Linked DNA regions of Homo sapiens: region 2 is linked to region 1. The links are chromatin contacts, found by Hi-C or POLR2A ChIA-PET in ENCODE. All regions are on one chromosome and are shown on one strand. Each heading gives the region's core, a stretch centred on a gene start or an enhancer-like site at or near the end of the contact. The rest is flanking DNA. Distances are from core to core; before and after follow the strand shown.

Evidence for each region. A loop is a pair of places that touch in the nucleus more often than their neighbours do. ChIA-PET counts read pairs that join two places held with the same protein, here RNA polymerase II (POLR2A). Pooled maps may share reads with other maps.
Region 2: a loop to region 1 is called in a pooled map, with 2.0 times the contacts of the local background. The contact joins two enhancer-like sites. A Hi-C loop is called at or near these places in 8 of 168 maps with a recorded cell type or tissue (aorta, ascending aorta, chondrocyte and 5 more) and 8 of 50 pooled maps. POLR2A ChIA-PET finds 5 or more read pairs at or near these places in 4 of 52 experiments (BJ, HEK293, MCF 10A and 1 more).

What each region holds. Positions count from the first base shown.
Region 1 is chr3:11,389,317-11,394,460 of GRCh38, forward strand. All of the region lies in intron 19 of ATG7 (autophagy related 7), which reads left to right. Among named protein-coding and RNA genes, the nearest start is that of ATG7, 120 kb to the left of the region's middle. Within about 2 kb of position 3,300, at least 5 of the 41 ENCODE cell types and tissues checked have a DNase peak (open chromatin) inside an H3K27ac peak, as active enhancers do.
Region 2 is chr3:11,475,002-11,480,438 of GRCh38, forward strand. All of the region lies in intron 20 of ATG7 (autophagy related 7), which reads left to right. Among named protein-coding and RNA genes, the nearest start is that of VGLL4, 170 kb to the right of the region's middle. RefSeq lists an enhancer at 5,423-5,437. Within about 2 kb of position 2,715, at least 7 of the 41 ENCODE cell types and tissues checked have a DNase peak (open chromatin) inside an H3K27ac peak, as active enhancers do.

The DNA.
Region 1 (5,144 bases), core at 2,050-4,549:
TATAACATGTTATACTGTATTTATGATAGTGATATGGATATGAACTTAATCATAGTTTTCTAGAGTGTCTGACCTTCTCTAGTTTTATATAATTCTTTCATTATGAAAGTTTTGTTAGTGCTTTTTTTTTTTTTTTTTTTAACACAGAATAAGCTACATGGTTCTCTTCTCTAGAATATCTAATGACTGGTTAAATCACATAGCAAAGTTAGACATCTTGAATTTACAGCCATCATACTAAAACGGGAAAATACCGCCTGTGTGGGCCTTAAGCTACTGCAAGTGTGCCAAATGTGAACAGTCAGTGGGAGAATACACATGAGCAAGTTTTGCAAATTAGAGGAGTCTTCTTGACAGTACACAAGGGTGTATTCAGCAGAGTCTTGAGTAAAGGCAGCATCATTGGAATATATGTGCAGCCTCCCACGAGGACTACTGTGGAGCATGTGTTGAATCGTAATCTGAACTCACCTGTCGTCATAAGTCTTGGCAGCTAAGGTGTCTTTGTAATTGACTCTGGATTCACTGAAGCATTTGGATATTTTAAAGAACTCTATTGACCTTCCAACTTGGGATAGAAATCCATGCAAAAGCATATTTTTGTGTTATGTGCGAAGGCCTGGGAAAAATTTGGATTTCTCTTAGTTCTCAGTTGTACTTTGCATTTTCCTTTCTTTATATGTCAGCTCTTCCACAAAGGACCTTGAAGGGAGAGGGTAACGAAAGTGGGGATTGAGGCAAGTGGTAATTACTCATTGTTGTGTTGAAACCTCCTACGTATCCCAAATGTGGAATGTGAGCTCAACATCGCTCTTTCTTAAAGAAGACTATTTATTTTGTTGCCTGAGTAAAACCTTCCATAAAATTGCTAATAGGCCTATGTACAATATTTTCGTTATTTCAGTTTGACTTGACTGATAAGGAAGATTGATTTTAATCATAAGGCACACAGATTTTTTAAAAAGTGAGTGCAAAATGACTTGCTAATAGACTAATGTCTGAGTAAGAAAACAAAAACATGTGTCTCCCAGCTCTATTGGAGGAGCAAGAGTTTCATTTAACAATATCTGCTGTCTTTGCCTAATCACTCACTAGTTGCTATTTTTGATAATATTCCAATAGGCGCTGAAAGTATACCTGGAAAATGAGACCTATGTCATCCTATCCCACTCAGCAGAAGGACTGCAGTCCCAACAAATGGACCCTTTCACAGTGCTCCCTGGAGGAGACTGTATGTTTCTGTTGGGCTGTGCTAGTTTGATCTGTTCTTCTTGGGAAATTGCTTTTACTCTCACAGTATTTTCCTCATAATAGCCTCAGCAGTGGTAACTTTTTGACCTTTGTGGGTGGGTTTGATTTTTTTTTTTTTCCAGAAAGTAATTTGAAGCTGTGTGTTGTGAATAAAGAGAATGAGCAATTTGCAGGAAATTTTTAAAAAACTGCAAGTTAAAGTACTGCAAGGCTTAAAATGGCACATGGGTGTGAACAAATGAGAACGTTAGAAGGGAATTCAAAAGTATCCTATCTTTTGAGCTAAGAGCTGGCAGGACATTTTGATATGACTAGTGCAGCAGCAGTGAGCACTGGCTTTATCTGCTACCCACTAACCATGTGACCTTGAGCAAGTATCTCAAACTTTGAGCTTCAGTTTCCTCAGGTATGATGTAGTTGCAGTACCATAGCCATGAAGTTGGAATAAGAGCTCGTGTGATGGGTGTCATGTAGTTGGCACTGTCAGTGTTTTCCGTTGATCTTTTGTCTGAACAGAGATCAGGTGCCGTTCCCATTTCCTTTCCTGAATATACTCATTTTTGTCATTTACAGCCATAAAAAACTTTCCATCTTTAGAAGTTGACAAAAAAGGAGGGGAACAAAAAAGGGCCTGGCCTCAAGATGTGAGCAAATACTAATGTGCAAGTTTTTAGATTCTTTTTCTTTTTCTTTCCTTTTCCCTTTTCTTTTCATGACAGCTGTAAATCTAGGAGCTTAATTATTAACCTAAATGAAGCTGAGGTTTAATGTTCCCCGGAGCATGCACTGATGGGGAAGGATGAATTCTCATTTCCTGGAGGCTGAAGATCTGTGCAGGTGTCTGTGGCCAATGTTAAGCCTACGACTTTAGATGAGCTGGCATAAATCTTGGGAGAGTTTTCTTGTCTGTGTTCCCTCTGAATTTCTCTGTGCTGTTAGAGGCAGGGACAGAAGAGAACCAGCATGGCAGTGCTGGGCTCAGGGTGATGCCTGCCTGCCAGCACAGCGGTTCTTGTCCCTGTCCCACATTGCTTCTTGGAAGCCTTTTTACAGCCTCAATCATCTTGCTTTTTCTACCGCAGCTATAAATGGGTTGGAAGCCAGTGCAACATGGGCAGGGAGGACTTGGTTTAATCTTTTCAAGTGCTACAGCATTTCTCTGTTCCTTTGGCATCGTTTTATGGATGTTTTCCCAGTATCCCTTTCCAGTGTCTTATGAATTGGCTAGCAAGAGCGCTTCCCAGTCTATCAGATGGAGAGAGCATTAGGCTCAGAGAAATTACATGAAAGTCCAGGATTTCCAACTTCTTGTTCACTTTTCTACCATATTAATCATCTCTCAGACAGTGATGTGGTAGGATTCATATGCATAGAATTCCATTGTACTTATTGGGGGGGGGGTAATTTCACTTTAAATTTTTAGCAGCTTCGAGGACTTAATTGGTTAGGCTCCTTCAGGCTGTCTTTGGAAATCTTGTCCTTTGAAAAGGGAATGCTGATACCCAGAGGAATGTATTTCTTATGGTCATGTTTCAGACTGTAGCATCTTGAAAGTCATGTGGGCTAGAGCAACTTCTAGGTGTCCTTTAGCACAGATGCAGGCTGGGGGTTGAGAGTTTAAAAGCTTTTTCTCAAACTGTTTATGACAAACATAGTTCATCTCCCATTTTGGTTAATTCTCAGCTTAAGTATTTTAAGAAACATTTGGAGGGCAGGGACATGCAGCTGCTAAGAATCCAAGACAGTGCTGTTTTGAAAATGCAAATATTTCTGGTTTGCATTTACTTGAAGTAGGGTAGCTTTCTCCCATATATTCCCTTGAATACAGATATTCTTTAAATGACATCATTTTGAGTAGAATACAGAGTCCAGGTGGTTTTGGGGAAATCATTAAAAAAACAAACAAAAAAAACAAAACAAAACAAAAAAACAAAAGCTTAGGTATCATTGCATTCTAGGGGCCAAGAAACAGAACGATGGTATTTTTGGCAGGCACCCAGGCCCAGCAAAACCCACACCCCAAGGCTGTCTCTGTAGCTTCCTGTGGTTTTCCCACTGAAGAGAAACAGCCTTTCTCTTGGAGGGCCTGGGATGGCAAATATGTATATCAGCTTGATCAGAATCATAATATTCCGGCTTTGAGGTTATGTCCCAACAGGCTTCATTTAGGAAATTTGATGCACCACAATTGTTGCAAACTGAGCTGAACTGATTTTGTGGCTCCTAATGGTGCAAGTTTTTTGTTTGTTTGGTAGAAACTGGTAACGTCCTATATTAGAAGTTATGCTACCAGGTGATCTGTAACAATAAAGTCAAGTCTCAGACTAAATTTTGCCACAGATAAGAACATTAGCAAGCAGGCACAAAAGTTAGTCATTCAGCATGTTCCTGTGGACTGGGAAAAGCCCCAACCTGTCCTTTGGGTATGTATCTCACGTCAAAGTTTAGGTAGAAACAGATGCAGAAAAATTCTCAATACAGGACACATCTAAACTTTTCATTGGCGCAGGTGATGGAATCCTCTGTTAAGTGTCCAGACCCAGGACCAGAGTGCCACTGCAGAAAGTGTTAGGCTGCCTGGTTTGCCAGATTCTTATAACCCACGTATATATGCAAGGTTAGAGATCCCTGTACAGTATTTCCAGCCAACACATATATATATTGAATTCTATTGTTTTCATCGGAAAAATTATTTCTACCATCCTTTATACTTGTGAGGAAATCCTCTAGTATAGATTTCAAAGCTGTAGCTGATGCTTTTGTAATAGCCACACCTGGGGTATGCACTCCTGATTAGGGTACCTCAGATACTAACTAGCTACCCATAAGAGGAAGGGAGGGAGGGAGGGAGAAAGGGTTTGTGTGTCTTCCCACATACTTGCATGCATTCATACTGTGTATTCAGAAATATTTAAAAATAAATTACAGATAATAGGTATCTCTTTATTTGACCCTGGAAATATTATGTCTTGTATAATGTTGCCAGCCATTCATGAGTGACTTGAAATGTCAACTGACCTTTGGCCTGCCATGGTGTTTTAGTCAGAGCCATTGATGAATGGCTCACCATGGGGCAGAGAAGAGAGAAGAGAATGATAATTTTTGATAGTTTTGTAGGTTTTTTTTTTCTTTTATCTCAGTCTCATTCGGTTGCCCAGGCTGGAGTGCAGAGGTGCGATCTTGGCTCACTGCAACCTCCACCTCCAAGGTTCAAGGGATTCTCGTGCCTCACCCTCGCAAGTAGCTGGGAATACTGGTGCATGCCACCACACCAGGCTAATTGTTGTATATTTTGTAGAGATAGGGATTCGCCATGTTGCCTAGGCTGGTCTCAGACTCCTGAGCTCAAGCAGTCCTCCTCCCTTGGCCTCCCAAAGTGCTGGGATTACAGGCATAAGCCACCATGCCCGGCCAGCTTTGTAGGCTTTTTCAAGCTTTTTTGCATTCTTTCATTTGATATTCTGGTATTGTGGAGATGTTGTATCCCCCACTCAATTTTATACACAAATCGTTGTCCAGGGTCATAGAATGAGTAAATTACAGGAACTATAACTTGAACGAACTCTCATCCTTTATAGTTCCTCTGTACTATAAGGGCAAGTTACTACCAAGAAGAGCTATTACTATTCTTCAAAGAATACCATAGAACTTTTTCACCTTGGGGCAGTTATTGCCAAGGTAAGACCATGTACTAAGGATATATTATATAACAGAATGCTGGGAGATTTCTGTCTTAACTAGTGATAGGACAGGTGATTTAAACCAGCTCTCTTACTGAAGTCACCTTAAGAAACTGGATCAGTTGCTTCTAAAAATCTTCTTAAACATCAAATCACTATTATAAGGAGATTCTGAGTTGAGCTTTGAGAGAGAATGTAAGCACAGAGGAGCAA
Region 2 (5,437 bases), core at 1,465-3,964, 85 kb after region 1:
AAGCAGGAGAGTAACAGGAGTGACTTAACTTTTTTTTTTTTTTAAATCCTGGCCACTGTGTGGGGAATGGATTGGGTTATAGAGGAGTAGAAATAAGAAGGTTTGGGGTGAATGCTGGGCAAGGTAGATTATATTGTTATTGTTATTGACATCATAGACCAGGCCAGGGAATTTGGATTTGCTCCTAAAGCTAATGATGTGTAACAATAATAGCTCCCATCTCTTGAATACCTACTGTGTTCCAGTCATGCGGGTTTATGTGCATTCCCTCCTCAAGTCCTTATACACACCCACAAAGCCCCTATCCACTGGGCTTATTATTAATGTCACTTCTTATAAAGGAGGAATCTGAGGTGGACAGAGCCTAGGTTCTGAGCATTCCTTAGTGAGGAAAGGGAACCAGAGCTGCATGATGGGCAGGGGGCTGGCGAGATGCGTCAGGATTCACATGGCAGGACCTGGAGTTTGGCAGGGACTTTGAGGTGCAAAAGAGAAGACCCCTGTTGGGAGCACACATCCCAGGGCGGCCTGCATGTAAACTGCTGGGAAAAGGGCTGCGGGGGAGGCTTAGATAAAACAGACGCGGATGCTACCCTCTGCAGTCTGCAGATCAGCAGGTGATCAGGTAGACCTCTCACCCAAAGCAGAACATGGCAAGCTCCTGAAGGAGAATTTGTTGATACTGTTAACTTAGCATGTCAGAAAAATGTCCCAGTGTCAGAATTGAATTCCTATACCTGCTAGGTCAGTTTTAAGCTAAAATGATCTTGCAAAACCTGTTGACCCATTGATACCCTGTACCCTAAGTAGGCAGTTGGTATTATTTCTTAACTTTGGTTCGTCTATGTCCATCTCTCTGTCTCTGAGACACACACACACACACACACACACACACACACACACACACCCCCTCCCAGAGTCCGAGCATTCTAGAGTTTCCTAACAGTGCAGTTGTCCTGTCTGAAATGTTTACATTGGGGAAAAAATGAACCCCTGCTGTGATTTTATTTCCCCACAGGCTCTAGGGGTCTTTTCATAGCCGCAAGGCATCATCACAGCTTCCCAAGGACTAGGGTGTTTATGTGTGCACAGAAACCACACTGCAAAGGGTCAGGTCCTCTCCTTTGTACCCTAAGGTGTAGAGAAAGCTGGACCTCAAAACTGATGTCACCTGTAAGAACAGTTTTTGCTTTGGTTCTGGCTTTTTCTTTTCCTTCTTCCTTGAGAGGGCTTACTATGTTGCTGTTAGTTTTCTCCCAGCATTCATTCACTCTAGCAAAATCTGGCTACATATCAGTTTGTAGAAAATGGGCACAATTCTAGGAATAGCTGTCCTAATGTGTTAGCTCAATGCCGTGGATGCGTCAACAATGGCTGGTAGCTGCCACCAGTTGACCTGAACTTTATGTGGTTTTTCTTTTTTTTTTTTTTTGGTTTTTCCTTAGATGAGAACTACTGTTTGCTAGAGCTGAGATAAAACCATTTCAATTAGAACCTTGTATCAGAATATAATTACTCCTCCCAGAGATAGAGTCCTGGCCTGAAAAGTGAGTACAAAAAATAAATAGGGACAAATAGAAGGAGAATGATTACTGGTACAAGGTAGATGGAATGGTAACTCACTTTATTCTCAATGATGTTATACAAATCAAATAAAACTCTATTCCCATTTATTTTATTTTAGCCGAGTATTCTTGTCCAAAATGAAAATCAGATGTTTTTCTTCTTTTTCATTTTTTTCCAAAGCAAATGGTTACAAACACTTACTTAATATAATTTACTGGAGCTTTTTTCTGAAAGAACATTTATGTTAACTTTCTTTTATGCATGTAGTAACTTTTGATCAAAACATGACTCCACTCCCTTGTTTAATGTTGAGCATCTGGATTAAAGGCTTCTTTTAATCTTAAATACAGATTATGGCCCTCTTTCCCTTTAAGCAAACTGCCATAAAACCCTGGCACCTTTCCAGTTTTCCTTATTAAAGCCCTCTTTATTACAGTGTTTTCCGATGGCAGTCATTAAATGATTGTTATGCACAATGGGCACTTGATTATAATTATTTAACTGGCAATCAGTTATTGCAGCAATTTGGTGGTGTAATTAAAAGGGAGCATGTTTGTACCTGCCAGCATCTTTGAGATCTTCGGCTCTGGATGAAGCAGGAGAGGCAGAACATAAACAAATGGACGGAAGAATCAAGCACTTCTGTGAATGGAATCTTTTATTCCTCGCCCATCTGATTCTTGGCTGCTTTGTTCCATAAGGTAGATGAACAATGATGATAAAATAAAATGTAAATAAGAATTTTTGTGCTACAAACTCCTGAATCGATAAATACGTTCAGTAATGAATGTAAGTTTCTCCATGTGCTGTGAAATGCTAAATGGATAGAAGTGTATTTATATAATTCTATTTCTTTTAAACACAAGCATCAGCATGTTTTCTCCCTCTAATTTATAAATGTCAGCACTTATTTCTTGATATATAAATTGATACAGGATGCCACAAACAAAAAGTTGCCGCAAAAGATAAGGGCGTTTGTTAGACACAGCTGGAAAGCTTTTTAGTCACTATAGAAGTTAGCAGGAATGTGATTCCAAAGTTAAGATGGCCCTCCTGAGTTATTCAGAACTCTTTCAGTTGTAAGTTGCAAATTTTAACCAACCTGAACAAGGGGGAATTTTTTTGCTTATGTAGTTGGAATGTTACTGGAACTACTCATAGGATTACAGGAAGAACTGCAGGAACCAGGACTCAGGGCTAGGAACTGGGAATCAGTACAGCCTAGACGCATTCTCTGTCCATGTCTCAGCTGAGCTTGCCTGTGTTTGGCTTCATTCTGAGAATAGTCTTACAGCTTATTTCTCCCTGTGGCAGGAAACAGGCCTGATATCAGTAGCCCCAGACTCCCATCTTCTTAGCTTAACTCCAGTGGAAAGCAGTCTCTATCTTCTACCTTTCATAAGTCAGTCTCGGGAAAGGATTCTGATTGCCCCTACTTGGCTCATATACCCATCCCTGGACTAATTCCTGTTGCCGAGTAAATAGCACAGTATGATTATCCTGCCTGGATCCCATGTAATACCTGTGGGTAGGGCAAGGAAGTTGGAGTCCTGTGACCGACAGTCTTGTTAGAGACATTATTAGTATGACCCCATCGGTGGTAGCTAATGACTGAGAAAAACATGGTGATTATTTTCAAAAATGAGTATGAAAATCTAAAGTATCCAAACTTAAAAAAAATTATTTAAATGTTTTCCCAGAATGAATCTCTATCTCTCTTTTAGAAACATCCCATTTTGTAAGACCAAGGTATGAAAGTATTCATCTGAGTTTCAAATGATTGCCTAATCTTACCTGTAATCATTATTGAGAACCAAACACCCATTAATGGTGTGGTCTAAGGACAAGGTCCTGAAGAGATGAGACTGGCGCATATTAAAGATGCCTGCTATGATGATGTGGCTGTCATGGCTACATTATCATGAGGGATTTGGAATCTGGGGTTCCAGAGAGCACGTTTTTAGCCACTATCTCTGACTATTAAATCACTTACAACAGCTTTGGATAATAAAATTCTCTGTTTCTCTCTTGGTTTGGTTCCATATTAGAATCTGCAAGTGCAAAGGCAAAACAGTCAGCAAAACAGCAGACTTAAATAGAAAAAAGCCCCAAAAGGAAAGGAAAACAATTGAAAATTTAAAAGAAAAACACCCCCACCCCCAAACATGATCTAATCAGTCTTCCTTATGGAGAAGTTATGAATCATCCTACTTAGCAAATAAGACAATTGAATGTGCAAGCCCAAACTTGAATTAAAGTTATTCTCAACTTCCTGTTTCTCTTATTAACATGCATTTATTATTTAATAAGTATTTATGTATATAATTGAGATATTTAAGCTCTGGGTAACTTAAGTGGCTGTAGAGTACTACCTGAACACACAAGGAGAAATAAACTTTGAATATGTGCCTGTATATTTACAACACACACACACACACACACACACACACACACACACACACACACACACACAATTTTTTACTTTGTGGATACTGGCCACCACTTGAAGAGTTTCTTGGGAATCTAATCTTCTCAATGGCAGGCTCCAGCATTGCCTTTGCCAGTAGTTTAGTTCATATGGACTTGATGCCAATTTTCTTTTCACATATATGAAATAACAGTTTGGCACATAGTAAATAAAACAGTGATTCCACAGAGAAGACTGGCACCTTTCAAAAAGTGAATTGGGCAGGTTCAGAGCTAATTTTTTCTTTAGGTGAACTGAGTTTAAATTAAATGTTGCAAGAGATTACCATATTTGTGTGAATTTCAAGAAGTCAAAGGCCGTGGCAATAAAGTATTTTCATTTTATAGAGTTTTTCTTGGAAAGGCCACACACCATATGACAGCAGAGTGCTTAAAACCCAGAGCCTGGTGCCAGCACAAAATCCAAACATCGTAAAGTTACTTCCAAAGCCCAGATATTGACCGATCCCCTCTCTTGGAGCAGTGCATCTTTCAACTAGTCCAAGTCCACCAGCCCAGAATCACCCTCCCAGCCTCAGATTTCAAGTTGGAAGCCCAAAGTAAGGCATGTTTTCTAAAAAGGAAAGGAAAAGCTATTGGATAGCAATTGTCAAGAGTCAAAAAATAAATAAATAAAAATAAGAATAAAATAAAATCATCCCCAATGGAGGAGCTTTAGCAAAAGAAAAGGGAGACATGCCATTGGTCACTGCTGCATGTATGCATTGTCCCTCGGTTGGTTTTTAATAAACCCAGCTAACCTCCCTCCACCAAATTGCCTGTATCTCTCCTTCTCCACTTAGGGCTGTGTACCATTACTAGAATATGAAATAGTGATTTGAAGGGGTCATTTGTTCAGGTTTTCCAGGCTTCTGCACTGCCTGCCCTGGAATCAATTTTTTTTTTTTTTTTGAGATGGAGTCTCCCTCTGTCGCCCAGGCTGGAGTGCAGTGGCACAATCTCGGCTTACTGCAAGTCCCGTCTCTGGGGTTCACGACATTCTCCTGCCTCAGCCTCCCAAGTAGCTGGGACTACAGGTGCCCGCCACCATGCTCAGCTAATTTTTTTTTTGTATTTTTAGTAGAGACGGGGTTTCACTGTGTTAGCCAGCATGGTCTCGATCTCCTGACCTCGAGATCCACCTGCCTTGGCCTCCCAAAGTGCTGGGATTACAGGCATGAGCCACCGCACCCGGCCTGGAATCAATTTTTAAAACCTGTCTGGGTGTGGGTGGCTTATGCCTGTAATGCCAGCACTTTGGGAGGCTGAGGTGGGAAGATCGCTTGAGGCCAGAAGGAGTTCAAGACCAGCTGGGCAACACAGCAAGACCCTGTCTCTACAAAAACATTTAAGATTGGCTGGGCGTGGTTGTGCATGCCTATAGTCCCAGGTATTTGGGAGGCTG